2 separate regions of the Homo sapiens genome follow, and region 2 is linked to region 1. A link is a contact called in ENCODE Hi-C or POLR2A ChIA-PET data. All regions are on one chromosome and are shown on one strand. Each heading gives the region's core, a stretch centred on a gene start or an enhancer-like site at or near the end of the contact. The rest is flanking DNA. Distances are from core to core; before and after follow the strand shown. Region 1 overlaps DTD1 (D-aminoacyl-tRNA deacylase 1). Region 2 holds the start of DTD1-AS1 (DTD1 antisense RNA 1).

The links. A loop is a pair of places that touch in the nucleus more often than their neighbours do. ChIA-PET counts read pairs that join two places held with the same protein, here RNA polymerase II (POLR2A). Pooled maps may share reads with other maps.
Region 2: a map of heart right ventricle shows a loop between it and region 1 (1.9-fold over the local background). The contact joins the promoter of DTD1-AS1 here to the enhancer-like site in region 1. A Hi-C loop is called at or near these places in 2 of 168 maps with a recorded cell type or tissue (heart right ventricle and ovary) and 1 of 50 pooled maps. POLR2A ChIA-PET finds 5 or more read pairs at or near these places in 3 of 52 experiments (AG04450, GM12878 and activated T-cell).

What each region holds. Positions count from the first base shown.
Region 1 is chr20:18,738,506-18,741,289 of GRCh38, forward strand. All of the region lies in intron 4 of DTD1 (D-aminoacyl-tRNA deacylase 1), which reads left to right. Among named protein-coding and RNA genes, the nearest start is that of DTD1-AS1, 41 kb to the left of the region's middle. Within about 2 kb of position 1,411, at least 9 of the 41 ENCODE cell types and tissues checked have a DNase peak (open chromatin) inside an H3K27ac peak, as active enhancers do; they include heart right ventricle, where a contact is called at or near this core.
Region 2 is chr20:18,697,248-18,700,031 of GRCh38, forward strand. DTD1-AS1 (DTD1 antisense RNA 1) reads right to left here and starts at 1,461. Exons shown (of 4, transcript NR_109955.1): 1 at 1,202-1,461. All of the region lies in intron 4 of DTD1 (D-aminoacyl-tRNA deacylase 1), which reads left to right. RefSeq lists a silencer at 2,398-2,545.

The sequences.
Region 1 (2,784 bases), core at 161-2,660:
TGGATGTCCCCTCCTCGTTTTGAGAGCTGCACCATTCCGAAGCTCCGTTTCCTCCCCTGACTATGGCCAAGGATAGGAAGGAAGGCAGTGTTTCCTCTCACCTGTGTTTATTAGGGAGGGAAGCCTTTTTCCAAAGACCCTCTGCAGTCCCCTCAGGTCTTGTTGGCTATGGTTTGTGTCACATGCCATGTGACAGGAGAACCAGACATTGCCACCTCTGAAGTAGGAGACTCCTGCCAGCAGGGAGGGAGGAAGGGGCTGGGAAGATGAGTAGCTGCGGTGTAGGCAGCTGGCAGTGGCTTCTCTGTGGGACATTGATGATCATTCAACTACTATCAGGTTATTAAGAGCAAACAAGGTCACATAGGTGGAAATGCTAAGTGGGGATCCCTAACAGGTGACACATATGCACCCCATCAACATTATGGTCCAGATACATGTTTGAAAAGAAAGTGCGAATGTTCTTAGGTAGCGCTTGTCCTCTGCAGTGTGTCCTCAGGCCTTAGGTGGAGCTTGTCCTCTGCAGTGTGGCCTCAGGCCTTAGGTGGAGCTTGTCCTCTGCAGTGTGTCCTAAGGCCTTAGGTGGAGCTTGTCCTCTGCAGTGTGGCCTCAGGCTCCACCCTGCCATATTGTCTTACTCTTGGCCACTTAACTCATTTTGCTTCCTGGCTGGTCTCTCAAGGCATTTAAGTTTGCAGGCCCTGAAATCAGGCATTATAAGATCAATGTTCAACTAGTTCATTCTTAGATTGTGCAATTAGAGCTTGGGCATCTTAATTAAAAAGAAAAACGCTTATGTTTTCAGTGGATTTAATCATGAATTGGGTGAGTCTGGATCTGCATATTCCAGTCCCCCCTCTTTTGGCACACGTGTTCCCAAGCTTCACTGTGAAAGGTGCAGGCTGACCACAGGATCATCACCTGGCCCCTGGTGGTGTCTGTGTGTCCAGGGCAGCTTTTGGAAGGCTGGGTTTCTCTCTAAGGCGCTAAAGCCAGCATGGTTTGGACAGTCTCTCCCTTACAATGTGGGCTTTCTTGCCAGTTGATTAAAAACAAGCAAACAGACAAAAACCCAGAAGTACTCTATTTCAGTGTTTGTAGATTGTATGTTCACAGACCTGTAGTGGTTTATATTCTCCTTGACATGCATCTCCTCTTAATTTGAAAGCTGTTGACATTTTGCTTGAGCTCATATGCAGTACCAGTTTCTTTTCTTCTTCTTTTTTCTCATTTGTTTCCTTAAAAAAAAAAATCCAGCTGCTTTCTTGCTTTGAGATGTAAATTCCACATTTTGGCTGCATTGGATTCCAAGTTTTCCCAGAAAAGGCTTAAATTTATTAGGTTAGTTCACAATGTTCTCACAGAGAACTTGAGTTTGCGGCATGGAGCCATATGTGGTTGGGTTGTTTTAAGATAAATACTGTAAGAGAGTCAGCATTACATCACTGGCAGAAATGTGGGCTGTGCCTGTCATTTAAATAGTTATCACATGTGATTTAAAAGCTGGCTCTCGGTGGGAGGGGATAGGGTTGGAGGGGAAGGTCAGATGGATGTTTCTGCATCTGTGGTGTCTGTGCCTCTGCCTCAGCACAGAGTCGAATGACACTACGAGGAGCTGAGAAGCCTCCAGAGGGCTGTGCTAATTGGGGTTACTCCCCATCGTCCTCTCTGGATCTGGTTCTCAATAGCATAAAAGAGTACAAAGTGAAGAACAGGCTGGGTCACAAAGAGGCCTTTGCATGAGATTACTTAGCAAGGGGGAGGAGGTTTATTTAATTTTGTGACTGTTGATATTCACATTTTGTTTTTTTTTTGTTTTGTTTTGTTTTGTTTTTAATCTCTGAAGATGAGAAACAAAACTGAGAGGGCATCTTGCTTTTTAAAAATTGTACTTTCTCAGCATCTAATTTGGACCTGTTCATGAGTATTTATATATGTGTGTATATGTGTATGCATCTACACACAAGTAAGACATACAAGTATGAACACATGGATGCGAATATAAAATGTCAATTGCTGGCAGCAGAAGGCAGCTTACCACAATTTACTGCAGAACACCAATTTCAAGATATTTGGATTTTATGAATCAGGAATATAGAAAACAAAAAGAAATTGGGGAGTCTAGCATGGATTGCTAACTTATGATTTCCAAAATTGCTTAATTTTTTAAATTATAGTAAAATACACATAAAACTTACCATCTTAACCATTTTAAGTGTATAGCTTAGTAGTAATGGGTATATCCACATTGCAAAAATCCAAAATCTGTTTGCAAGAAAGGGAATGAGACAGAAGGAGTCCTGTATACTGTCCTTATCATTTCATCAAAGAAAGAGCATTTTAATACCAGAAGACAGACGAAAGGAAAGAAGCCTGTTATTTTAGATGCAGGAAATTCCTCCTAACCTGTGGCAGAATAGTCAAGAGAAAAATATTTTTCCATGGAAAAGTAATACTACAAAGAACTATGTAACAAGCAGCTCTGTGTGGCCATTTCTCAGATTTTAAAAATGCTAGCTTTTTGTCATCTTTGCTCCAGATCATTCATTCCTACTTAAAGTGCTGCTGCATGAACTGTTTGTTACCAGGCCATGGCGAAACAAAGAACAAAACTGAGACGGCATCTTACTTTTTAAAACTAAAATTGTACTTTCTCAGCATCTAACTTGGACCTGTTCATGAGTATTTATATATGTGTGTATATGTGTATGCACACTCACTGTCACCCAGACTGGAGTGCAGTGGCGTGATCTCGGCTCACTGCAACCTTCATTTTGGGCCAGA
Region 2 (2,784 bases), core at 211-2,710, 41 kb before region 1:
TATTTAAAGCAACATTACAAAAACATTGAATACAATAAGAAAACCAATGTGCTTAATACAACTATTTTGATTCCTTATTTCTTCATAGTGTTTTGCAGATATTCACATGTCCTTCTTATTGATGTAATTGTCATGAACTTTTTCACTTAAAGCTTTACCATTTTCAGTGAGGGTGACTAAATTTTATATAGTGGTAGAGTATTCCTTAAACAAAATGCTTGGGATCAGAAGTGTTTTGGATTTTTTAAGATTTTGGAATATTTGCATTATACTTATTGGTTGAGCATCCCTAATAGAAACATTCAAAATCCAAAATTCTCCAGTGAAATTCACTTTGAGTACAACCTTTCAGGATCGTGTCTGTTCTCAAAAAATTTTGGGTTTTGGAAGATTTTGGATTTCAGATTTTTGGAGTGTGGATATTCAACTCACATATTTTTTGTTTGTTTGTTTTTGAGACAGAGTCTCGCTCTTTCGCCCAGGCCGGAGTGCAGTGGCGCTATCTCGGCTCACTGCAAGCTCCGCCTCTTAGGTTCACGCCATTCTCCTGCCTCAGCCTCTCGAGTAGCTGGGACTACAGGCGCCTGTCACCGCGCCTGGCTAATTTTTTGTATTTTTAGTAGAGACGGGGTTTCACTGCGTTAGCCAGGATGGTCTCAATCTCTCAACTCATATAATTTTTATGTTTGCATGCTATTTATTAAATCAGTCTACCATAACTTTACTCTTGGACATCTAGATTAATTTTTCACAATTATAAGTAGTATGCAAGTGATCATCTTTATTCTGATAATACTTTTCTTTGACTGAAGAGAAATTCCAAGAAATGGGTATGAACACCTTTGTATGAGCAAATCAGTAAAACTTTAGCAAATCACACATTTTTACTATTCTGATAAGCTTTTCTAGGATCTGCTGATGTATATGTTTTTAACAATAATTACATAGTTCAGTTCTGTATTATTAACTTGAAATGATCTTAAATTTTTATCACAGAAAATATTAAACACATGTACACTGGGCAATAGAGTCTGTCGAACCCCTATGTGTCCAGCATCAGTGGACACCCAGGATGGCAGCTCTGATTTTGTCAACCCTTTAACATCTTCTATTACTTTGAAGCAAATCTCAGTGTTATTTCATCTATACATATTCAGTGATTTATTTTTTTAACCTCTACATTTACATCCAAAGTCCTTACCTTGTCTTTCTAGCTGCATAACCCACATGCGTTAAGCATCCCCTGTGGACAGTGGGAAACCATTGACTGTTTCCGAGCAGAGGAAGGATAAAGTGGTGAGAACTGTACTTTGTAGAATGAACTTGTTAGCTGTCTGCAGGATGCTTGATGTGGAAACACCTGGAAGTGAGGAGCTGGTCATCCATGTCCAGCCCTCCAGCTGTGATGCTGCTGCTCAGCTCATTCCCATTCCCTCCTCCCGCTCCCTGCCTGCATCTGTCTCCTTACCCTCTTATGAATAGTTGGTGACTGAGCCCTGCCATGGCTGAAAGTCACAGTCAAATAGAATTCTCAGTTAAAAGTTCCTTAAACAATAGGAACATTTGATTTTCTTTCATGAGTTCCGAGGCCCGAGCCCAGGGACTCCAGGGCTGGTTACTTTGGCAGCTCCCAGGTGCTGGGGTTCTGTTTTCCTCTCTGTCCTCTACCTCATCTCCTCTTGGTTACAAAATGGCTGCCACAGCAGTGCCCTTACACCCTCCACGTCTGTGTCCAAGGCAGGCCAGAGGGTTGGTGTTTCCTATGTCCTCTGGGCAGAGCTGGGTTACTGTCCAGCAGGTCACCAGGGAGTTTGGGAAAGTGGATTTGTGGCATTTTCACACTCTGGAGTGGAGTTGCAGCAGGAGAGGAAGGCTATTAGGTCAAGAGAGCCTGCCTTAGGGGCTCTTATTTAATAGCCTGTTTTACATGTGAAAAAGCTTTAGTCTCTAAAAGCTTTCTCCAAAACCACAGGTAGGCCATGGCAGAATGAAGCCTCCAACCCAGGTTTTCCCACCTGAGGCAGCGGTGTTCTTTTCCCCATCTGTCACCTTGAGTCTCTGTGCAGGAGGCTTGGGTGGAGCAAATAGAGGCCTGGAAATGGGTCAGCAGTAGGAACAGAGAAGGCCAGAGAAGTGGGAGATGTGGAGAAGGACCCTGAGGTGACAGCAAGCCTTGAACAGGCTAACAGGGACATGGGCAGGGGCAGCTTTGGGGTTTTCGCGTGATGCCAGCAGGACAGTCATGGGGAGGTCCGGCCTTCAAGTTTCTGTCAGATCTCCCGCGTTGAGGCAAGTCATCTGTTAGAGGTGGTCATCAGGGAGGATGGAGCCCAGCTTGTGTGGGGATGGCTATAAAGTGGAAGAGGAGCCAGGGAAGTACCTCAGTTTGGAAGCCTAGTGGGAGAGACTTTCTAGAAGGGCAGCTCCATGCTGTCTCACTGTAAGAGGCTGAGGAGGTGAGCATTTGGAAAGTACCATTGGGCTTGCTGGCCACACAGTCAAGAGTGATCATGTGTGTGTTTGTGTGTGTGTACGTGTGTGTACACATATGTATCTTAAACTTACTTTGAAATAATTCCAGACTTAATGAAGTTGCAAAAATAGACCAGAAGAGTTCTCATATTCCTTTTACCCAGCTTCCCGAAGTGTTAATGTTAATGATCTCACATATCTGTAGTAGTGATCAAAACCAGCAAGTTACTGTTGGTAACATAGCATTAACTAATAATGAATCTGCAGGCCTTATTTGAATATTGCCATTGTCCCACTGGGTCCAGAATCCAA